Regions from separate parts of the Homo sapiens genome. Here regions 1, 2, 3, 4 and 5 are each linked to region 6. Evidence: chromatin loops called from intact Hi-C (ENCODE). Cell type or tissue: OCI-LY7. All regions are shown on one strand. Region 1 overlaps DENND5B (DENN domain containing 5B). Region 2 overlaps DENND5B (DENN domain containing 5B). Region 3 overlaps DENND5B (DENN domain containing 5B). Region 4 has its middle 72 kb from the start of FLJ13224. Region 5 has its middle 52 kb from the start of FLJ13224. Region 6 overlaps LOC124902913 (a long non-coding RNA gene).

Region 1 (4,000 bases), 120 kb before region 6:
AAAAAAAAAAGTTAACCCCAAGCCATGAAGAAACCTTGGCCCATTATCTATTTTTTCCATTTCTTCATCACATTTGAGCTTTCATCATTGATGATAGCAGTCATTTTTCTGTTCTTTGGTTGCAAAACAATATACGATTTATGTGCTCCTTCAAGACTGATATAATATCTGACTGCCATTAACACCTACCTTTTCAAGAGCTGACCATCTGATCTATATATTATTTAAGTTCTTTCCTTTGTTTCTTGGGCTGCTCAACTTTAATGCAATTTATTTTCCTGTCTGTAATTTTAAAAAATTTCAGGCTGGGCCCTGTGGCTCACACCTTCTAATCCCAGCACTTTGGGAGACTGAAGTGGGAGGGCTGCTTGAGTCCAGGATGTTGAGGCTGCAGTGAGCCCTGATCGTGCCACTGCACTCCAGCCTGGGCAACAGAGTGAGACCCTATCTCAAAAAAATTAAAAAGAAGAAATTAGAGCATATAGAGAAGTAAAACAGAAATAATTAACACTGTGTGTAGATACCTTCCCTCCTGAATTCAACAAATGTTAACACTTTGCTATATTCATTTCACAACTTTTTAAAACAGAAATATGAATCTTAAATTCGGCTGGGGAAAAAAAAACAGAAATAAAAACTTTAGATAAATGAAAATTCCCTCAGCTGGAGCTCAGAACATCAGCCTCCATTCTGCACATCCATATCTTTCAGGACTGTTTCCTACATGTATAAACTACCCCACTACAACCCACGGTGATTCCTTTTTTCTCTAAGCCCTACCCACTTGATTATCTAATATAGGCAAATGTTTGTTTTGTTTTGTTTTTCTGTGAGAATGTCCTCTATCCTGCGCTTAAAGCGGACTATGAGTAGTTAGCACCCTGTATCACACCCAGCTCTATGCCCTAATTCTGTATTGGCTGTTTGCTGCCTTTGTCTTGAGACTTAAGGTGAAAACCATCTTAGCTGAGGTGAAGGGCAGTGAAAAGTATAGCACAGTACTGAATGAGAAGTGCATAGAAATATGAACTGATAAAAGAAACAATCTCTCCATAACTACACAAGCTTCAGTTAAATTAACAGCTGTAGCCTTAGTTTTACTAACGATTGTATTTGGACGTTAGTCTGTAAAAGAATTCACCTCCCATAGGAACAATGTTATAAGATGATTAAGTCTCCTCATTTCCCAGCCCTAAACTAGTAGGGGTGCTTTTAATGATCCAAGACTGGGATCTGGGAAGGTCAGGGAGGAGAAAGTGACAGAGATCAAGTTCAGAAGTCCTTGAATCCAGAGTTGATGAAGGGCTGGGAAGTGAAGCACAGGGGTTCTGGGAGTCTAAGAAGTCAAATGACACTTTGGGGATCATCAAACACTATGAAGTTTATCCTTTACTGTGCCTTTCTGCCTCACACTAACCCTTCCTATAACTTGTTACCTGCAGCTATGTACTCTTGCCTTTGCAGGTGGATGAGAAAGTGGGGGCTCCTTCCCTCAACTCAGCCTTGCATTGCTGGAATAAAAAGCCTGAGTTCCCAAAGGTAGATCTGCGGGCAGTCTCTGCAATGGGAGCAGTGCAAAGTGGAGAGGCAGGGAAAGAGCTTTATAAACTGAAGCTCTGGAAGTCAGAAACCTCTCACATTCAGCTTCTCTGATTACACAGCTCATCTTTCCTCCTCAACCAGACTGGATGTCCCACTATCAGAGACTATGAACACATAAAACTTGATTCAAATATTTTAGGAAATAACACTACACAAACAAATAATTCAAAAAATGTTAGACTTGAATTATCTTTAAGAGCCTGAGCAGTCCCTCTCCCTCTCTCATTGTTTACATTAGGAGAACACAGATGCTCAGCTAACATGGTTTGCCTAAGGTGAGAATTAAAGACAGAGCTGAGGCTTGAATTAAGAGTCTCCAGAAACCCAGTCTCAAAGACAGTGTCTTCCTCTATTAAATGTCCACCTCTGTACCCTTGTGCCAGGACCAGGGCTAAGCATGTAAGCATGAGGCACATACTCAATAAAAATGGGCCAACAGACTTTTCTACATGTAATCTGTGAGCTTTGAGGCACTATTCAAATATACCTTTTTTTTTTTTTACTAAGATAGTTAGCAAGCAAATATCTTCAAGCAGCTTTTAATCAAGCTTTTAGTACTGTATATTACCTTCCCTTCTCAAACTAACTTAAAATCACCTTAATTCCACACTCACTGCATCATACTCAAAAGCATAGCTAATTTTCTGGGTTTTTTAAATCTTTTTTTTTTGCCTCATGCTGTGCTAATTTAACCTCATCTTGGTAAACAAGAAAATGGTCCTAGTTTGACAGACTCTAGCTGCAGCAACTGCAGCTGGCCTATATGCAAACCAATTTTGTTCATTCTTTATCCTGGCAGGGAGCCCTGCCCTAGAATTGTTTTAGGGCTAATCAGCATTAAACCTGCGTCAGAAATGTTGCTGAAAGCAGCCCTAGAGCAAGACCACAGCAACAAAGCTCTTCAGGAAAGGGATGACAAATGCAGCAGCTATGTAAAAATCTATGGGAAGACTTTTGTTCATGAGAGTAAAAGTGGGGCCTAGCTTCTTTTCTGTGCTTTGGCACTTATCCTGTGGAAATGACTTCGAAAGGAGATACGGAAGACAAACGATGCACCAAATTTGCTCTATTTCTTTCTTTCTGGGTGCTTGGTGATTAGCCAAAAAATGTTACTAACTTCAGATGGTAGCAAATGGTAAAGAAATTAGATTTGCATCCTTTGCTACTCTCTGAACTTGAAAACACTGCATGACTTGTCTTTTTGAAAACACTGCATGACTTGTGAGTTAGCATGATTTTCTATAGGATGAACCTGAGGTACAAGAAACAGATGTGCATAATGACACCTTGAGTAGATATAAACAACTCTGTCTAAAAACTTTGTTAATGGATAAATTCCTTAACAACAAATGATTAAATATTGGAGTGGTTTTCTTTCTACTCATCTGCTGGATTCAGTCTGTACCTTTCAGTGTATCACATTCATTTTACATTAGAATTTGAATGTATTAGCAATCTAATACATTGTTAGTAACTTTCACAAGTACTCACAAAAGAAGGCCATTAGGCTTCCCTAAATGCCACCAGATCTGTGGGGCTCACACAGAAGTCAAAAAAGGACAGTCCATTTTTGTCTGATCACTGTAGTTCTTGAACATATGGTTGCTTTCTGTGTCTGCTCACTTAATTCTCATTAAATGACTAGTAAATCAGTAACTGCAACAGATAAGCATGCTTCAGAATTTTTTTATAACAGCTTTATTGAGCTATATTGCACATACCCTTACACTCACCCTTTTAAAGTATACAATTCAGTGATTTTAGTATATTTATAGAGTTGTGTGAGCATCACTACTATCTAATTTTAGAACATTTTCATCACCCCAAAAAGAAACCCTGCACCTCACCTTAGCAGAGAGACTTTTTGATATGGTAGCCATCCCTGTTTGCTAGGTGTGTTTGCTACCTGTTCAGGCATTTCTTGGCCTGTGTCAACTGGAACATGGCAAAAAAATTTTATAGTGTTTAGGCAATAAATGAAAACCCTCATAAAATGTGTTTCAAATAAGCTTTTTCTCTAGTCCAATCCTATCCATGTACCAGCTTGGAGACTTTCATTCTAAGAAATAATTTATTTGCAGAAGAGTTAATAAACACTATCCAACTTACAGATATCAAAATGAATTGTGATAACATCTACAAAAATCAGTTTCCTGCAGATATTCTGCGTTGAAGTTCTTACTAATCAACTATAGGGTGCTATAGAACTTTTTAACCTTGTTTCCAAAATATGGGAAGACAATTTTGCATTATTGCAGTTTCCAGGCACTTATAATGAATTAAAATGAAACAGCTGTTAATCATATGCAGCAAATCTCTAGCTAGTATAGAAGTTAGGCACACCTAGCATAGAAACTAGGCAGATAATGGAACTGAAATAAACTTAGTAAGCAAAGAA
Region 2 (4,000 bases), 230 kb before region 6:
ACTCCCGACCTCAGGTGATCCGCCTGCCTCGGCCTCCCAAAGTGCTGGGATTACAGGCGTGAGCCACTGGCCCGGCCAGAGCTACGAGTTCTTAAAGCACTTTATTCTTTGTATCTCAGTGAGAAGGCATCACCATGCTCTAACTTAGGGATGATGGCATCTTGAATTAGTTGTGCAGCAGAGATGGAAAGAAGTAGGTAGACATGAGAGAGACAGCTTAGAAATGGCAATGATGGGGGTTTTAATGTACTTTCATTATTGTTAGATGAAGAAAAGCCAAGGGTTTTAATATTTTATATACAGGTGGCTTTGAGTCTACTGCATGGATAAGGCCAAACTGGGCTCCTGGGGGCGGGAGGGCATCATGACTCTAAGTGGAAACTGCTATTTCGAGACCCCAAGGAACATGAGAATGGGACATTCAGTTCGTACCATTTCCTTCCTCAAACACAACAATTATTTGTCCTCTTCCTCCACCAAGATCAACCTGTGTACAGGCTTAACCCCATGGAACTATTTCACCAAGTAAGACTGAAAATTGACTACAATATTAAAAGGTGGCTGTTTGTTTTGTTTTGTTTTTTGAGACACAGTCTCACTCTGTCACCCAGGCTGGAGTGCAGTGGCACAATCCTGGCTCACTGCAACCTCTGTCTCCTGGGCTCAAGTGACCTCAGCCTTGCAAGTACCCAGACTACAGGTGCATGCCACCATGCCCAGCTAATTTTTGTATTTTTTGTAGAGATGGAGTCTCACCATGTTGCCCAGGCTGGTCGTCTCAAACTCCTGGGCTCAAGCAATCTGCTCACCTTGGTCTCCCAAAGTGTTGAGATTATAGGCATGAGTCACTGCGCCTGGCCAAAAGGCATTTTTATAGAATCATTCTATAAATGTCACCATGTGGTCTAAAACCAGTAAGCAGATGCTTGAACCCAGGAGGTGGAGGTTGCAACGAGTGAAGATCACACCACTGCACAGCCTGGGCGAAAGAGCAAGATTCCGTCTCAAAAAAAAAAAAAAAAAAATCCATAAGCATGAATATCAGCTCTCCTGTCCTTTTGCCAAAGGATGACCAGGTTTGGGCAGAAAACATTTTACAGTAGGGAGGAGAACCACCGCGGGGAAAACATTTATTTGAATATTTCCTGCTTGCTAGAATCTGTGCTAGACCCTGAAAATAGTAGGAGAAGACCTAGAAAGCCCCAAAGCACATCATTACAAGTGAAAAATAGAGCTTAACAATGAAAATGCAAAACAAATTAGTATATAAGCTGCTTAAGACAACTTTAGACATATAATCACAAAAATGATCCTGCACGCTTTGAGTGTTCCTCTATTTTATTTGATTCAAGGAAAAATGAAAAAGCCAGACAGAATCATCTGTAAAACTACACGTGATACATTCTTCTAGGAAAGGTATTAGCTGAACCTACCTCAAAGGTCATTTCGAGGAGGTTTTTGGGAATCTGCATTACTCCTGTGTCTCCCAGCTCTCCTGATACACAGATCCAAGGGTTTGATGTGATTATTGCATTGCTCAGCTTTTTGATTGGGATGATCACTGACCTATACGGAATCACTGAAAGAAAAATGCAGAAATTAATTAAAAAGCGGGAATAAAATTCTCCTTATAACAAAACATATATTAAGAACTCTTGTTGGTTTTCATTGATAATTTGCTTTTTATGAGCTATCAAGATGTACTTATACGAAAAGTTGAGATCATAACCTTTCAGTCTAGAAAGATGAGATCTAGTTTGCAAACCAGAAGTCTCAATACTCGTAGCAGTGGTTTTCACAGCATGTATATCATCATGTATGTATGATGCATATATCAACATTAAACGTATGAACAATCTCAAGCATTAGCACGAGAATACCTAAAGATGTGAACACTGACTGTGTATATTGTGTTTTCATTGCTTAAATTTTCTTAAAAATTAATTTTGTAACAAAATTGAATAGAAATGAACATGATTACTGATATGGTTTTATATAAAAAGAGGGGTGGATGACTTCTTGGACAGTATTGAGTTTCTTGGGCAATGCTTTAAAGCACTGCATTTCAGAACTTTCCTGTCCCAAGTTTACAGAACAATATGCAAAAACCACAAATAATAAACAATGGAACCTCCACTCTGGACATATCGTGAAGTCTATAAACCACAACTTTGAAAGCTATTAAGGTGACTCACACGCAAGAGGAGCCCAGGGAGGCTCTTCCACAGACAGACCACTAGATGTCACTGCCCTATCACTGTCCTTTGCTCAAATGTGGAAGCACGAGAGGTTAGATGTTATGCATGTCCTCCCTTCTTTTTTTTTCTTTTTTTTTTTTGCCAACATGGCAAAACCCCGTCTCTACTAACAGTACAAAAATTAGCCGGGTGTGGTGGCAGGCGCCTGAAATCCCAGCTACTTGGGAAGCTCAGGCAGGAGAATCACTTGAACCCGGGAGGCAGAGGTTGCAGTGAGCTGAGATTGCACCACTGCATTCCAGCCTGGGCAACAGAGTGAGACTCTGCCTCAGAAAAAAAAAAGAAAGAAAAAAGAAAACGGCTGGATGTGGTGGCCTGTAATCCTAGCACTTTGGGAGGCCGAGGTGGGTGGATCACAAGGTCAGGAGCTTGAGACCAGGCTGACCAACACGGTGAAACCCCGTCTCTACTAAAAATACAAAAATTAGCCAGGTGTGGTGGCACACACCTGTAATCCCAGCTACTCAGGAGGCTGAGGCAGGAGAATCGCTTGAACCCGGGAGGCAGAGGTTGCAGCGAGCCGAGATTGTGCCATTGCACTCCAGCCTGGGCAACAGGAGTGAAACTCCATCTCCAAAAAAAAAAAAAAAAAAAAAAAAAAAGTGCAGACAGGGCCAGGCACGGGGGCTCATGTCTGTAATCCTACCTAGCACCTTGGAAGGCTGAGGTGGGCAGATCACTTGCGCTCAGGAGTTCATGACCAGCCTGGGCAACAAAGTGAGACCTTGTCTCTATACAAAATAAAAAACATAATTAGCCAGGTCTGGTGGTACACACTTGTAGTCCCAGCTACTCAGGAGGATGAGGAGGGGGGATCCCTTGAGCCAGGGAGGTCAAGGATGCAGTGAACTCTGATCCCACCACTGCACTCCAGCCTGGGCAACACAGCGAGACCCTATCTCAAAACAAAAAGGGGGCAGATGGTTTAAGCACATAAGCATTTTTGTCCATCACAGCCATACATTTCTGGTTTTTTGTTTGTTGGTTTTCTAGAGACAGGATGTAGCTCTGTCGCCCAGTCTGAAGTGCAGCAGCCCAATCAGTGTTCACTGCAGCCCTGATCTCTGGGGCTCAAGCAATCCTCCCATCTCAGCCTCCCCAGCAGTTGGGACTACAGGTGCACGCTACCACACCTGGCTAACTTTATTTATTTAGAGTTTCACTCTTGTCGCTCAGGCTGGAGTGTAGTGGCACATTCTTGGCTCACTGCAACCTCTGCCTCCTGGATTCAAGTGATTCTCCAGCCTCGGCCTCCCAAGTAGCTGGGATTACAGGCGTCTGCCACCTCGCCCAGCTAATTTTTGTACTTTTAGTAGAGAAGGGGTTTTGACATATTGGCCAGGCTGGTCTCGAACTCCTGAACTCAGGTGATCCACCGGCCTCAACCTCCCAAAGTGTTGGGATTCCAGGCATAAGCCACCGCGTCCGACCTCTAGCTTTTTTTTTTTTTTTTTGAGACAGAGTTTTGCTCTTGTGGCCCAGGCTGGAGTGCAATGGCATGATCTCGGCTCACTGCAACCTCTGCCTCCCGGGCTCAAGCGATTCTCCTGCCTCAGCCTCCTGAGTAGCTGGGATTACAACTGCACACCACCACGGCCAGCTATTTTTTGTATTTTTAGTAGAGATGCGGTTTCACCATGTTGACCAGGATGGTCTCGAACTCCTGACCTCAGGTGATCTGCTCACCTCGGCCTCCCAAAGTGCTGGGATTACAGGCATGAGCCACCGTGCCCGGCCCCTAG
Region 3 (4,000 bases), 89 kb before region 6:
GGTGGATGGCTTGAGCCCAAGAGTTTGACACCAGCCTGGGCAACACAGTGAAACCCATGTCTACAAAACAAAATAAAACAAACATTAGCCAGGTATGGTAGTACATGCCTGTAGTTCCAGCTACTCAAGAGGCTGAGGTGGGAGGATCACTCGAGATAGAGGTTGCAGTGAGTCAGGATCACAACACTGCACTCCAGTATGGGTGAGAGAGTAAGACACTGTCTCAAAAAAAAAAAAAAAAAAAAAGTGGGGGAATATGTAAGGTAACAAGAAAATCTACACAAAAGCTTTAAAAATGGAAAGGAAATACAGTGAAATATTAACACTGTATGGCTAGTGTTTGTACTTTCAAGTTATTTTTTCTTTGCTTTCTAGTTTTAATAACCAGGCATTTTCTGTGATTTTAAAAATTCTTTCTCAAATTAGAAACTATATATATATGCTATATATATGACCCATATAATAACAAATCTAGGTAAGTTGGCTTTATGTTACAGCATATTTGTTTTTCCCATTTCAAAATGTTATTTATTAAGCACGGTGTCGTTCTATAACCATTTTCTGAACATTTCCCCAAATCTTTACCAAAACAAAGCTCTCTTAAATTCTTTCTCCATTATATTTCTTTTCAACTCCTCCCTGAGTAATACATATTTAGTGGGAATAAAGTTTTTATTTTGGCCAGGTGCGGTGGCTCACACCTGTAATCCCAGCACTCTGGAAGGCTAAGGTGAGTGGATCACTTGAGGTCAGGAGTTCGAGACCAGCCTGACCAACATGGTGAAACCACATCTCTACTAAAAATACAAAAATTAGCCAGGCATGGTGGTACGCGCCTGTAATCCCAGCTCCTCAGGAGGCTGAGGCAGGAGAATCGCTTGAACCAGGAGGCAGATGTTGTAGTGAGCCGAGATCACGCCACTGCACTCCAGCCTGGGAGACAGAGCGAGACTCCATCTCAAAAAATTTTTATTTCCAAGAGTATAAAATTATTCTGCATTTAAAAGCAACATTATAACCCCACATCTAAAAGACCCAGGGAGGAGTGAAAAACATTTGTTGGAAGTGTACTTTCTGTATACTAAGTTTCCTTGTTCTATAAAAATATGGTAATATTTGTTTGATACATTCGACAACCGCAACCAAAATTTATTTTGAGTTTACAGTCCGCAACATGAATTTCTAAAAATATCATACTAACATTCAAGTTTAATTGGCACAGACATATCTGCTATGTTTAACAGAAACAAAGAGTCACACATGGGGAATGACAGTTCTGAGTTTTTCTCTCTTTCCAGCAAATATGCTTCATTAGCCATTACGCTTTTTTCCTCTAGAGTTTCTCTGAGGTCACTGCCATGTTGCTTCCTATCAGACAAGTTAACACTGAGGAACCTGTGCCTGTGTGCAATCTCAGCAGATTTGCACTTATTGTTGTGTTACTTTTCTTTTTTTTACATACACATTGTTAAACATATATCTAAGGCCAGAGAAAAAGGGAAAAGTATAATGAACTCCCATGTACTCACTACCCAGCTTCAATAATTATCAATAGTTTACTATTCTTGTTTTATCTACTCCCCTCCCAACTTTTTAAGACAGGGAGCAGGCATTGAAGTATTTTAAAAGAAATCTTAGACATGATTAGATGAAAATTTCCGGCTAGCAAACTAAAAAGTTTTTTGTTTTGTTTTTGAGACAGAGTCTCGGTCACCCAGGCTGGAGTGCAGTGGCACAATCTTGGCTCACTGCAACCTCTGCCTCCTGGGTTCAAGCGATTCTCCTGCCTCAGCCTCCTGAGTAGCTGGAACTACAGACACATGCCACCAAGCTGGCTAATTTTTGTATTTTTAGTAGAGATGGGGTTTCATCATATTGGTCAGGCTGGTCTTGAAATTCTGACCTCGTGATCCACTCGCCCCACCTCCCAAAATGCTGGGATTACAGGCGTAAACCACTGCACCCGGCCTCAAACTAAAAAGTTTGTTTTGTTTTTTGAGACGGAGTTTTGCTCTGGTTGCCCAGGCTGGAGTGCAATGGTGCGATCTTGGTTCACTGCAACCTCTACCACCGGGTTCAAGCAATTCTCCTGCCTCAGCCTCCCAAGTAGCTGGGATTACAGGCACCTGCCACCAAGCCTGGTTACTTTTTTGTATTTTTAGTAGAGGCAGGGTTTCACCATGTTGGCCAGGCTGGTCTCAAACTCCTGACCTCAGGTGATCCACCAACCTCGGCTTCCCAAAGTGCTGGGACTGAAGGTGTGAGCCACCGCACCCAGCCTCTAAAAAGTTTTAAAGGCATTTGTCTTCTTTCGCTTAAAACGTAAGATATTAAAAATATTAAAATATTAAACTTAACATCTAATATAGTTCACATTAGAATCCAGCCAGGCACAGTGGGACACATTTGTAATCCCAGTGCTTTGGGAGGCCGAGGCAGGAGGATCACTTGAGCGCAGAAGTTCAAGACCAGCCTGGGCAACAAAGTGAAACCCCACCTCTACAAAAAAAGTTTTAAAAATTAGCCAGACATGGTGGCATATACCTATAGCCCCAGCTATTCGGAAAGCTGAGGTATAGGATCACCTGAGCCCAGGAGGTCAAGGCTGCCGTGAGCTGTGATCGCTCTACTGCACAGCAGCTTAGGCAACATCTGTCTCAAAAAACAAAAAAAAAAGAAGAAGAAAAAAAAAAGAATTTAAGCGACTCTCTCACCAGAAGCAGAACCCACAGTATCTAAGACCAGGTTCTTTTCCTGGCAAGACATACTGCCACTTTAAAAACTTGACTACATCACAAGACCTCTTGGACTCCTGAACCTAGTTCAATAAACAAATAAATGTTTAGATCATACTCGTTTTGTCAAACAACAATAAATAAATAAATTTCCTGTATAATTTTCAACTCATGAGAACCTGACATTTTCTCAAATGTTGTGTTATACACCAGAGCAGAATCTGTAAATTAATCAAACCTCTTCCTCCTTTGGGTAAAAGGACAGACCTTTCAACAAGTGTGCTTTCAAGGAGACCAATTTAATTAATTAATGGCTATGTATTTTTCTAAGGTCAGAACTACAGTCCCCATATGCAGAGAATATATTATTGGGTACAGCTGAAAACTGGTTCCTTTTGGCATAACATCAATAAACAGAGTACTACTGAAAGCCAAGGGTTTTTTTTCCTTTAGAGACTGGGTCTTGCTTTGTCAACCCAGGCTGGGGTGCAGTGGTACGATCATAGCTCACAGCAGCCTTGAACCCCTGAGCTCAAGTGATCCTCCTGCCTTAGCCTCCTGGGTAGCTCGGGGTACAGGCACCTGCCACTATACCTGGCTAATTCTTTAAAAATTTTTTTAGAGACACGAAGTCTCGCTTTGTTGTACACGCTGTTTCTGAATTCCTGGCTTCAGGTGATCCTTCCGAGTGGACCTCCCGAAGTGCTGGGATTACAGGCATGAGCCACCATGCCTGGCCAAGTTCATTTTTAAATTCTGACTTTAGTAAGAAAGTTTAGAAATGAGAGATAAAATGTAGCATCTGCCCCTATCAGCAATGATAACCAAGTCTTCTTGTTATCGTAAAACGGCACTGACTTTTTCCTTAATTCTAAGAAAAGGAATCCTGATTTTTTAAAAAATGTGCATAAAACTTAAGGTTACAATTTTTAAAATTATTCTGAAACAAATATTATTATTTTAATTACGCTATCTATATGGCTCTAATTTTCTATTCTTTAGAAAATTATTACTTTCTTGGGTCCTATGGGTTTCCATAAAAGGCCATTCTTTTTTTTTAATGTGACTATTTTTTTTAATTTTTATTTTTATTTTAAGTTCCAGGGTACAGGTGCAGGATATGCAGGTTTGTTACACAGGTAAATGTGTGCCATGGTGGTTTGCTGCACCTATCAACCCATCACCTAGGTATTAAGCCCAGTATGCACTAAATATATTTTTCCTAATGCTCTCTTCCCCCATCCCAACCTCCAACAGACCCCAGT
Region 4 (4,000 bases), 390 kb before region 6:
TATTACAGCCAGCCAGGTGCAGCAACAACATCCTATTTTAGAGTCAGTTCCTAGGACCACATCCAGTACCAGCTGTCACAGGTGGAGTTCACTGGGAAACACACTCTGAGACACCGAGATTTCTATACAGAAGTTATTGGAGAGTAATCGCAGAAATAGCACCTGTAAGTGTTGAAAGACAAAGAATTTGGCAGATAGAAAAGTCGAGCTGAGCCTCAGTGGGTCCATGGAGAGCTCTGGATCTGGGATGGCCCTTCTGAGATATTGCAAACTGAGGCATGGTGGACAAGTCTTGGTACCTCACAGGAACCAGTCATTGGATGTGCACGGTCCCTAGGGAGGGAGCTTAATCTTGGGCAGTGTCTTTCTTTGGCTAAAAGCAACACTGGGAAAGCAGCACAGGTGAGAGGTGCCAGGCAGCGGCTCCCCCAGCGGCTGGAGAATGAGCAGTGCCTCAGTCCTGGAGGGGAATCCGGGCAGCACCCACAGCATCCACAATGCCCTGCAGCACTGGGAGCAGCCCTCACCTTTCTGAGACTGTTTCTTGACCTGCAAAATAAGGGAACACAGTTGGTTCTTGAGCAGTGTGGCGGCTAGGGGGCACTCCCAAAAAACCTAAGAACCTATTGTTGACCAGAAGCCTTCCCACAGAAACAGTCGATTAACACATATTTTGTATGTGGTGGGTATTATATCCTGTATCTTTACAATAAAGTAAGCTAGAGAAAAGGAAATTATAAAGAAGAAAATATACATTTACGCTGGGCACGGTGGCTCACGTCTGTAATCCCAGCACTTTGGGAGGCCAAGGCGGGTGGATCGCCTGAGGTCAGGAGTTCGAGACCAGCCTGGCCAACATGGTGAAACCCCATCTCTACTAAACGTGCAAAAATTAGCCAGGTGTGGTAAGCGCCTGTAATCCCAGCTACTCGTGAGGCTGAGGCAGGAGAATCGCTTGAACCCGGGAAGCAGAAGTTGCAATGAGTTGAGATCATGGCACTGCACTCCAGCCTGGGCAACAGAGACTCTGTCTCAAAAAAAAAAAAAAAAAGAAAAAAATAGAAAATATATATTTACTATTCATTACATGGAAGTAGATCATCATAAAGGTCTTCATCTTCATCATCTTCACATTGAGTAGGCTGAGGAGGAGGAAGAGGAAGACGAGGAGTTGGTCTTGCTGTCTCGAGGTAGTAGAGGTGGAAGAGGTGGAGGAGGTGGAAGGGGAGGCAGGCGAGGCAGGCACACTCGGGGTAACATTTGTTGGAAAAAATCCGCACAGCCTAGGCAACAATGCAAAACCTCTCTATAAACGATAGAAAAATTAGCTGGGTGTGGTGGTGTGCACCTGTAGTCCCAGCTACTGGAGAGGTTGAGGCAGGAGGATCACTTCAACCCGGAAGGTCAAGGCTTCAGTAAGCCATGATCACGCCACTGCACACCAGCGAAGGTGACAAAGGGAGATCCTGTCTCAAAAAAAGAAAAGAGAAAAACTCCGTGTAAAAGTAGACCCACACAGTTCAAACTCATGTTGTTCAAGAGTCGACTGAAATAGCTACCTCAAAGATGTCCAAAAAAGCAAATGCAAAAACAAATGCAAGCAATTTGTGAACTGTTAACAAGGTTATTCTTCTCATCCTAAAGTCTGGAGCAATCTCATCACCATCTTTCTATTATGCCCCACACCCACTTCTCGTCTCAAGAAGTCAGTATTTTACTTTTCTACCAGGATTTAGCTTTACTGTCCACTTTACTGCTTCTCCAAAAAGTTGCAGTGATGATGTTGAGAAGTGACTAATTCATTAGGTATATCTTTATTTTTCACCATAAATTAATTTCTAAAATAGGCTCTATAATTACCAAAACTCTTCTAGTCTATAATTGGGGGTTCTATAAAACATAAAATTACAGGATTTATAGTTCTTTAAAATGGAAAAGTGCTCTCAAAAAATGTTACTAGTTCAAAGGAGATTCATAAATGAATCATGTAATTTTAAGCAATTCTCACTAGATGGAGCTAGTTACAAATAAATACTTTTTTAATATTTTTCTTCTTTATTTTTAATTTTTTATTTTTATTTATTTTTTATTTTTTGAGGAATTAACAGTCTTTATTGGGCTCAGATCAGGAGGCCGTGGGTCTTGAGGACCTCTGTGTATTTGTCAATTTTCTTCTCCACGTTCTTCTCGGCCTGTTTCCGTAGCCTCATGAGCTGTTTCTTCTTCCCGTAGTGGATCTTGGCTTTCTCTTTCCTCTTCTCCTCCAGGGTGGCTGTCCCTGCCTGGTACTTCCAGCCAAACTCGTGAGCCAGGCGCCCCAGATAGGCAAACTTTCTTGTAGGCTTCAGACGCACAACCTTGAGGGCAACAGGAACCACCATCCGCTTTTTCTTGTCGTAGGGCGGTGGGATGCCATCAAACACCTTGAGGCGGTCCAGAGCGGCCTGGCCTCGCTTGGTCTTGTGGGGCAGCATACCTCGCACGGTCCGCCAGAAGATGCGGCTGGGGGCCCGGAAGTGGTAGGAGCCTCGGTAAGAGTTGGTGTTCATCCGCTTGCGGAGGAAAGCGAGGTACTTCAACTTGTTTCTGTAGAAATTGCCAGAAATGTTGATGCCTTCGCAGCGTACGACCACCACCTTCCGGCCCAGCAGTACCTGTTTACCACGATGGCCGCCAGGCGGCCCAGGAGATGGCCTCGACCATCAAGCACCAGGACCTGCACCTCTGCCGTCTTCGCCAGCCGCTTGGGAAAGGCTTTTCTTCTCTTTAATACAGGAATATTTTAATTCCTTGTAAGGAAAATTTCCTGGATAATTCCATGTATTTTAATAATCACAGAGATAGTCTTATTCTTACTCATTCATTACCAAAAATAAAGACTTCAGTAACAATTTATACTCCATAGAGTATACGATCTCATCTATTTTGACATCCAAAAAAAAAAGGCAGAAAGACAAAACGCAAATTCTGAGGCAGAAATTAAGAAAATATAATTCTTATTTTTTATTTAATTTATTGTTTGTTCCGCTGTTTGAATGTTTATCTTCCAGGAGCCTACAGAAGTGAGGGAAAGTATCTGCAGGCTAATTTTAAATAACACGAGACAGAGATTAAACATTAAATATAAAAAAAAAACCTTTTAGCTTACTTATTAAACTAGGAAGAATTTTCCTTAAACACATCACTCAAATTGGTCTGCAATGCATCAATAAATGGAGAACATAGATCTCACCTAGGAAATATTTTATACATTGTGGACACTACAAAAAAGCTCATCAGAATATAAAAATTTTCAAGTCACAATCCCCTAAGCAGACTAAAAACAAGTTAGCGTTTAACCTGAAATCAGAAGTGCAAACTCTGTAAAAATAAAAATATTGCCATTGTTCTCAGCAATCTATGAATAAATCCTACAACTCCTTAAAGTCTTTTCAATAAAATGAACCATGATCTCTTGACAAACTCCTTGCTTAAATGGCAGGTAACTTTTGAAGCTGGACTTCTCAATCTGTCAAGAGAAGCAAGCTGCATTGGCAGCATTGCTCGCTTTTGAAAATCACCTTCTGAACAGAAGGTCCAGCAAAGACCTTCAATGCAACACTCCCTGTATATGTGCAAGTCTGCATGAGACGTCCTCCCGCAGGTGCAACTCCCAGCCAATGAACCAGAAACAGATGAAAGACAAAAGGGGAAAGTCGAGGTCAAATGTTTCAGTTTACCCATGCTATCCCAGATAAAATGCCAAGGGCTTTTGGAATAAAATGGACAATATGCAAAGATGAGGTGACCAGATGTCAATAATGTTGGGAATTTAAAATGCATGTACCACACATGAACACAATTCTTTAAATGCAGCTGCAGGAAGTTCCGTTTGGGGGTCATCCTCTTTGAAACTCCCTTCTGGGCAGTACTGCTTGTCATTTCTATCATCTGATACATCTATACTTCCAAATAATCCTAACTGATACTCAAAGTGATGCCTTGACACCCTCTGAGGTTC
Region 5 (4,000 bases), 360 kb before region 6:
CATTTTTACAACTGCTGAATCTAAATTTAACTGCTGATTTTCTACCATCCATTTTCAACCTTCTTTAAAAAGCCTGGTGAGTAACTTTATCTGTCATGGCCCATTTCAATGCCCTCAATAGTAAAACCGGCGAATGTGGAGACCCATCCTTAATGAAGAGACCAGTTTGGTCATTCTTACTATTTTCCATGGATTTTCAACATGATTAAGAAAAAATAATTTGAGGCTGAGAATTGTAGTTACCCAACTGAATGGAAGGCAAAGGAAGAAACTAGACGCTCCCAGGTAACTGCCCAGTTTTTGTATTTGTTTTTCCTTTCCACCAATGACAAGGTATGCTCAATAACTTTACTCCCGAAGGAGGATATCCCATTCTGAAAAACACACCACTGTATGCGATAAAGGCAGGGGGAGGAAACATTACACTGTGGGAGAGGGAACAAACGTTTGATCAGCGTGTAACAGAAAACAGTTCTGGCAACTATTATTTCTTCTTCTCCCTCAAATCCAGGAAAGGTCCATAGGCCATTTTCTGTAATATTTCACCAACCAAAATGATCTCTTGGACTTGAAAATAAACGCCCCCATTTCCAACCCTCCATCACTCTAAAATTATTAGTGATCTTCAGGTACTTGAAAAAGTAAACTTCTGGCCAGGCGCAGTGGCTCATGCCTGTGATCCCAACATTTTGGAAGGCCGAGGCAGGCGGATCACTTGAGGTCAGGAGTTTGAGACCACCCTTGCCAACATGGTAGAACGCCATCTCTACTAAAAGTACAAAAATTAGCCAAGTGTGGTGGTGCACACCTGTAGTGCCAGCTGCTTGGGAGGCTGAGGCAGGAGAATCGCTTGAACCCGGGAGGCGGAGGTTGTAGTGAGCTGAGATCGTACCACTGCACTGTGACAGAGCAGGCTCCATCTCAAAAAAAAAAAGTAAACTAAACTTCTTATTGAAATGTAATGCACAGAGAAGTATGCAGCTCTCTCCAAACCTTTTTTATCTCTTTCCAATTATTTTTTTAAAAAAGTATATGTGCCCCAGCATGCTTCCTTGTTATGAACTGTGCACAGGTAGGACTCTGCTAATATTATGTAAATTATAAAACATATACAAACAGGACAGGAGAGAAAATGAGGAAAAATCAACAGAAATAGGAGTTCTAATTTTTACTTTGCACACTTCAATGGGCCAGTCTTACATATAACTTTAGAAATCACAGCTTTAAAGACAGTGGCAACACGCTGCATTCACAACCAGGTTGACTGGAGGCTTTAGGAAAGGTTTGGTAGCTTCTGGCCTCAATGGTATGACATCAACTCAATCTCCAAAAATACACTGGACAGAAATCCAGCTGTCCTAAAAGTTTAGAAATGTGGCCACCATGTCTGTGATATCCAAGGGTTGCAAATCACATTGCATGTCTTTATCCGCAACGGCAGTCTTCTAGGAAAATGGCATTTGGGGAAGGAAGAAGGTGGATACAAATATACCTTCTTCCTCCTTTGTGATAATATAAAATTAATTACAGAAAAAGTAAGGGTTGGCTCTTAGCTGTTATTAAAGATTAAAATTATCTTGGTCAAAGGGAAATAGAAATTAGGTTCTCCAAACTTTTAAAACGTGTTTCTAAGGTTTACAGTTGAGGTGAAATAATTGCTTAGCTGACTGTGGATGAAGCAATGAAATAACTCCAGTTTTAACTCACTGGGTAACCATTAGGTAAGCTTCTGCATCTATAAAAACTGTGTTAAACTGGATGTGCCTACAACACTGAGTATGACGTGTAACTAGCACCACCTAGTGGACATTCATATGGCAATACGCGATAAAGGAAGCTGCATGGCCAGGATGGAAAAGTTGCTGGTCACAGTAGCAGCAAAGGGCTTAGCTAGTTCTTCCTGGCAGCCTCCTCAATAATTCATAGTTTACTGGGAATCATATATCAAATAGTTTTAGCTCTTCAGAAGAAAATGAAATTTATAATTAACTGCATTGCCCGGGTGCAGTGGCTCACACCTGTAATCCCAGCACTTTGGGAGGCCGAGGCAGGTGGATCACAAGGTCAGGAGTTCGAGACCACCCTGACCAACATGGTGCAACCCCGTCAAATACAAAAATTAGCTGGGCATGGTGGCACACGCCTGTAATCCCAGCTACTCAGGAGACCGACGCAGGAGAATGGCTTGAACCTGGGAGGTGGAGGTTGCAGTGAGCCGAGATCGTGCCATTGCACTCCAGCCTGGGTGAGAGACTCTGTCTCAAAAAAAAAATTAACTGCATTATGACAGACTTTTTTCCTTTTAGCAATTGAAACTGGCATCCCAAGGATGCTCTAGATACAGTCATAAAGATAATGCTTACTGCATCTCTCATCACTGGCTTACTTGGAAAAGAACAAAAAAAAAAAAGTTATAAAGAAAATCTGCCTGGACCAGGGGTGATAGCTCACATCTGTAATCTCCGCACTTTGGGAGGCCAAGACAGGAGGAAGGCCTGAGGCCAGGAGTTTGAGGCCAGCCTGGCCAATATAGCGAGACCCCAGCTCTATTAGAAAGAAGAAGAAGAAGAAGAAAATCTGCCTGATAAAGAGCTAAAGAAGCAGCCTCAAGCTGCTAGAGCCACAAGCGCCCCTGGAACTGTGCACTTAAATAGCATTGTCTTTAGCACTAGCATAACTGGGCAAAAGGAGCACCATCTCTGTAACCTATAACTTGAATGGTGCTTGCCCCCTTGGAGTTGTTCAAGGAGTCTAGACTGGCCAAAGCAGGCAACCGGCCTGGCTTCAATAACTATGCTTGGAACTTTGGGCCTTGAGGCTAAGAGGTGTGTTGTACTATTTCAGCATGTTTTATGAATTGGTTCCACAGAGCTGTTACAGCACAGCCAAATTTTACTCTTCAAAAACCATCCTAGGTATTTTATTCTCTTTGAAGCAATTGTGAATGGGAGTTCACTCATGATTTGGCTCTCTGTTTGTCTGTTATTGGTGTATAAGAATGCTTGTGATTTTTGTACATTGATTTTGTATCCTGAGACTTTGCTGAAGTTGCTTATCAGCTTGAGGAGATTTTGGGCTGAGACAATGGGGTTTTCTAGGTATACAATCATGTCATCTGCCAACAGGGACAATTTGACTTCCTCTTTTCCTAATTGAATACCCTTTATTTCCTTCTCCTGCCTGATTGCCCTGGCCAGAACTTCCAGCACTATGTTGAATAGGAGTGGTGAGAGAGGGCATCCCTGTTTTGCGCCCGTTTTCAAAGGGAATGCTTCCAGTTTTTGTGCATTCAGTATGATATTGGCTGTGGGTTTGTCATAGATAGCTCTTATTATTTTGAGATACGTCCCATCAATACCTAATTTATTGAGAATTTTTAGCATGAAGGGTTGCTGAATTTTGTCAAAGGCCTTTTCTGCATCTATTGAGATAATCATGTGATTTTTGTCTTTGGTTCTGTTTATATGCTGGATTACATTTGAAGTCAGTGTGGCGATTCCTCAGGGATCTAGAACTAGAAATACCATTTGACCCAGCCATCCCATTACTGGGTATATACCCAAAGGATTATAAATCATGCTGCTATAAAGACACATGCACATGTATGTTTATTGCGGCACTATTCACAGTAGCAAAGACTTGAAACCAACCTAAATGTCCAACAACGATAGACTGCATTCAGAAAATGTGGCACATATACACCATGGAATACTACGCAGCCATAAAAACTGATGAGTTCATGTTCTTTGTAGGGACATGGATGAAACTGGAAACCATCATTCTCAGCAAACTATCGCAAGGACAAAAAACCAAACACCGCATGTTCTCACTCATAGGTGGGAATTGAACGATGAGAAAACATGGACACAGGAAGGGGAACATCACACACTGGGGACTGTTGTGGGGTGGGGGGAATGGGGAGGGATAGCATTAGGAGATATATCTAATGCTAAATGACGAGTTAATGGGTGCAGCACACCAACATGGCACATGTATACAT
Region 6 (4,000 bases):
TTCCCCATGCTGGAGATTTCTTTCTTTCTTTTTTTGAAAAACAAAAAACAAAAAAACAAAGTCTTGCTGTCGCCTAGGCTGGAGTGCAACGGCACAATCTTGGCTCACTTCAACCTCTGCCTCCCAGGTTCAAGCGATTCTCCTGCCTCAGCCTCCCGAGTAGCTGGGATTACAGGCTTCGTGCCACCCCGCCTGGCTGATTTTTGTATTTTTAGTAGAGATGGGGCTTCACCATGTTGGCCAGGCTGGTCTCAAACTCCTAACCTCAGGTGATCCACCCACCTCGGCCTCCCAAAGTGCTGGGATTACAGGCATGAGCCACCATGCCCAGCCTTTTAAATTTATTTTAAAAATAAACGTATTTCTTACAGTTCTGGAGGTTTGAAAGTCCACAGCTGTTGGGCTGCATCTGGTGAGGGCCTTCTTACCGCAGCATAACATGACAGAGAGCATGACAGGGCAAGAGGCCATTTTCTTGTCTGAGAGTTTGATTTAGTCTAGAATCTGACCCCATCTTGACATAAACACCACTGGCTCAGATAAATATTAAGTGCAACAGTTTACCTAATTTAGTTATTTATTTGTATTCTTTTATTTTTATTTTATTTATTGAGAGGGGTTTTGTCATGTTGCCCATGCTGGTCTTGAACTCCTGGACTCAAGCGATCCTCTCACTTTGGCCTCCCAAAGTGCTGCGATCATAGGCTTGAACTACCGCGTCCAGCTAGTTTATCTAATTTAAAGACATCAAAATCTAAAGTCAGATTCTTACTTAGATTTGGTGTTTCAGATTTCAAAGAGATGAGATGTCACCAGATAAAAACTACTAGGTGGTAACCAGGCGTGGTGGCTCACGCCGTAATCCCAGCACTTTGGGAGGCTGAGGCGGGCGGATCACGAGGTCAGGAGTTCAAGACCAGCCTGGCCAACATGGTGAAACCCCGTCTGTACTAAAAATACAAAAAAAATAGCTGGGCATGGTGGCAGGCACCTGTAATCCCAGCTACTCGGGAGGCTGAGGCAGGAGAATCATTTGAACCCAGTAGGTAGAGATTGTAGTCAGACGAGATCTCACCATTGCACCCCAGCCTGGGCGACAGGGTGAGACTCTATCTCAAAAAAAAAAAAAACAAAAAACGACCAGGTGGCTCACGCCTGTAATCCCAGCACTTCGAGAGGCCAAGGTGGACCGATTGCTTGAGCTCAGAAGTTCAAGATCAGCCTGGGCTACATAGTGAAACCCTGTCTCTAAAACAAACAAACAAACAAACAAACAAAAAACAAACAAACAAAGCTTAGCTGGGCGTGATGGCGCATGCCTTTAGCCCCAGCTACTCAAGAGGCTGAGGAGGGAGGATCACTTGAGCCTGGGAGGCAGAGGCTGCAGTGAGCTATGATCGTGCCACTGTACCCCAGCCTGGGTGAGAGAGTCCCTATCTCAAAAAAATAAAACCAAAAAACTACTGGGGCCACGTCAGAACTGAAAGAGTTCTGCAGGCCCTTCAGAGAAAGGAGAAGTGAGAGTCAATTAACCTCAAGATTACATTTAAAAGCATTTTCCTCTTTAGTATAGAGGTGTGTTAAAAAAAAAAAAAGCATTTATACGAGGTATGTGAGGTATGTTAGTGAAACAGCAAAAACCTAATTATATCCTAAATAACTGGCACGCTCTAGGTTACAAATAGCAATTTGTAAAAGACCCATTGAATGAACACATTAAACAGCAGGTTGCTTATTCCTTCTCAAACCGCACTAAAAAATTCCTCTCTCGCATGTGTAGGTCCCAGAGCCAGACAGTTATGAGATGATGGTGCCCCCTGGTGGCCAATGTGGGGAGCCACCCGGCCAGGCGTGCTTCCTGGCTTTGTGCCAGCCATGCCTTTATTCTTTGGTTGGTTGGTTGGTTGGTTGGTTAGTTGGTTGGTTGGTTGGCTGGTTGAGACAGAGTCTTGCTCTGTCGCCCAGGCTGGAGTGCAGTGGCGATTTCGGCTCACTGCAACCTCCGTCTCCGAGGTTCAAGCAATTCTCCTGCCTCAGCCTCCGGAGTAGGTAGGACTACAGGCGCCCACCATCAAGCCCGGCTAATTTTTGTATTTTTGGTAGAGACGAGGTTTCACCATATTGGCCAGGCTGGTCTTGAACTCCAGACTTCAAGTGATCCACCCGCCTCTGCCTCCCAAAGTGCTGGGATTACAGGCATGGGCCACCGTGCCCGGCCAGACCATGCCTTTACTTTTGCACATATGCACAGTATTTCTGAAAATCAAGTGAAAAAGTTGGATTTATATACTCTATGTGAGTTTACATGTTATGGGGATTTCCATTTCCAGAGAATTAAAATGGATAATCAAATGTTTAATTTCATTTCACAATTTTCAAATATTTCTTTCCTTCCCTCCCTCCTTCCTCTCTTTCTTTTTTCTTTCTCTTTCTTTCTTTCTTTCTTCTCTTCCTTTTTTTTTTTTCTTAGACAGAGTCTCACTCTGTCGCCCCAGCTGGAGCTCAGTGGTGCAATCTCGGCTCACTGCAACCTCTGCCTCTCAGGTTCAAGTGATTCTCCTGCCTCAGCCTCCTGAATAGCTGGGACTACAGGCCTGTGCCACCATGCCCAGCTAATTTTTGTATTTTTAGTAGAGACAGGGTTTCACTATGTTGGCCAGGCTGGTCTTGAACTTCTGACCTCAGGTGATCCACCCATCTCAGCCTCCCAGAGTGCTAGGATTACAGGCGTGAGCCACTGTGCCGGGGCAGCAGGCCTTTCTTGACTGCAGATTTTCTAATACATGAAAACAGCCACCAATTGCAAAAATATATTAATTTTCGACAGGTACAAAAGGCACTTTGTGAATATCAGTATGCAGTTGGGTACACTTATCCGGAATTAAACCTGTCTCTCCTGGAGCTACATGCCACAGGCATCTCACACAGGGGCCGCTGTTCTGGAACACTCCTGTGAGCCAATAAAGGATCAACAGCTTCTCTTCAGGCCAGGCGCAGTGGCTCACACCTGTAATCCCAGCACTTTGGGAGGCCGAAGGGGGCGGATCACCTGAGGTTAGGAATTAGAGACCAACCTGGCCAACATGGTGAAACCCTGTCTCTACTAAAAATACAAAAATTAGCCAGGTGTGGTGGCGGGCGCCTGTAATCCCAGCTACTCAGGAAGCTGAGGCAGGAGAATCACTTGAACCTGGGAGGCGGAGGTTGCAGTGAGCTGAGATCGCACCACTGCACTCCAGCCTAGGAAACAGGAGTGAGACTCCATCTTAAAAAAAAAAAAAAAAAAAAAAAGCTTCTTTTCAAGAAAAAGCCATCCAGTGAATGGGTACCACTCACAAAATGAAGTTACTGTTTTTTTTTTTGTTTTTCGTTTTTTGAGACGGAGTCTCTCTCTGTCGCCGAGGCTGGAGTGCAGCGGCGCAATCTTAGCTCACTGCAAGCTCCGCCTCCCGGGTTCACGCCATTCTCCTGCCTCAGTCTCCCGAGTAGCTGGGACTACAGGCGCCTGCCACCACACCCGGCTAATTTTTTTTTTTTTTTTTTTTGTATTTTTAGTAGAGACGGGGTTTCACCATGTTAGCCAGGATGGTCTCGATCTGCTGACCTCGTGATCTGCCCGTCTCGGCCTCCCAAAGTGCTGGGATTACAGGCGTGAGCCACCACGCCCGGCCTTAATATTAAGCTTGTTTTGCTATAGAGTTGAAACTAATTTGTTTGCAGATTGGGCACAAACTCTCTCCCCCTGCAAAACCAAATTGTTCGGTAAGCCATGAGTTACCTCTTTCATCGACCTCAGGCTTATTTTGGCATATTCAATAGGCTGATTTAAGCCTTTGGAGCCACTTCTATAAGTAGTCTGTAAGAAATAACACACCTTAGCTGGGCGCGGTGGCTCATGCCTGTAATCCCAGCACTTTGAGAGGCTGAGGCAGGCGGATCATGAGGCCAGGCGTTTGAGACCAGCCTTACCAACATGAGGAAACCCCGTCTCTACTAAAAA

The links. Peaks named below come from ENCODE experiments on the same cell type or tissue, not always from the same donor. Only the 100,000 strongest peaks of a DNase experiment are listed, where the experiment ranks them.
Region 1: it touches region 6 in a loop (2.6-fold over the local background); 6 of 110 quality-filtered maps call a loop at or near these places.
Region 2: it touches region 6 in a loop (13-fold over the local background); 107 of 110 quality-filtered maps call a loop at or near these places.
Region 3: a loop joins it to region 6, with 2.9 times the contacts of the local background. A loop is called at or near these places in 3 of 110 quality-filtered maps.
Region 4: it touches region 6 in a loop (6-fold over the local background); 29 of 110 quality-filtered maps call a loop at or near these places.
Region 5: a loop joins it to region 6, with 4 times the contacts of the local background. A loop is called at or near these places in 4 of 110 quality-filtered maps.

The regions. Positions count from the first base shown.
Region 1 is chr12:31,516,488-31,520,487 of GRCh38, forward strand. All of the region lies in intron 1 of DENND5B (DENN domain containing 5B), which reads right to left. Among named protein-coding and RNA genes, the nearest start is that of DENND5B-AS1, 71 kb to the right of the region's middle. RefSeq lists enhancers at 1,993-2,530, 2,531-3,067 and a silencer at 2,268-2,562. In OCI-LY7, no CTCF peak of the experiment used is centred here; a DNase peak (open chromatin) is centred at 2,404; H3K27ac peaks cover 981 bases.
Region 2 is chr12:31,401,065-31,405,064 of GRCh38, forward strand. DENND5B (DENN domain containing 5B) reads right to left here. Exons shown (of 21, transcript NM_144973.4): 15 at 1,434-1,579. Among named protein-coding and RNA genes, the nearest start is that of LINC02387, 34 kb to the left of the region's middle. In OCI-LY7, a CTCF peak has its summit at 2,231 (motif pointing right); DNase peaks (open chromatin) are centred at 2,257 and 3,317; H3K27ac peaks cover 1,458 bases.
Region 3 is chr12:31,545,726-31,549,725 of GRCh38, forward strand. All of the region lies in intron 1 of DENND5B (DENN domain containing 5B), which reads right to left. Among named protein-coding and RNA genes, the nearest start is that of DENND5B-AS1, 42 kb to the right of the region's middle. In OCI-LY7, no CTCF peak of the experiment used is centred here; no DNase peak of the experiment used is centred here.
Region 4 is chr12:31,249,869-31,253,868 of GRCh38, forward strand. It overlaps the pseudogene RPL13AP22. Among named protein-coding and RNA genes, the nearest start is that of FLJ13224, 72 kb to the right of the region's middle. RefSeq lists an enhancer at 2,541-3,080. In OCI-LY7, CTCF peaks have their summits at 599, 1,996 (motif pointing right) and 2,219; no DNase peak of the experiment used is centred here.
Region 5 is chr12:31,270,270-31,274,269 of GRCh38, forward strand. No RefSeq gene overlaps it. Among named protein-coding and RNA genes, the nearest start is that of FLJ13224, 52 kb to the right of the region's middle. In OCI-LY7, a CTCF peak has its summit at 1,801 (motif pointing left); a DNase peak (open chromatin) is centred at 1,812.
Region 6 is chr12:31,635,015-31,639,014 of GRCh38, forward strand. The region is part of intron 1 of LOC124902913 (a long non-coding RNA gene); the gene reads right to left. Among named protein-coding and RNA genes, the nearest start is that of ETFBKMT, 23 kb to the right of the region's middle. In OCI-LY7, a CTCF peak has its summit at 1,818 (motif pointing left); DNase peaks (open chromatin) are centred at 1,487, 1,797 and 2,470; H3K4me3 peaks cover 1,293 bases; H3K27ac peaks cover 1,476 bases.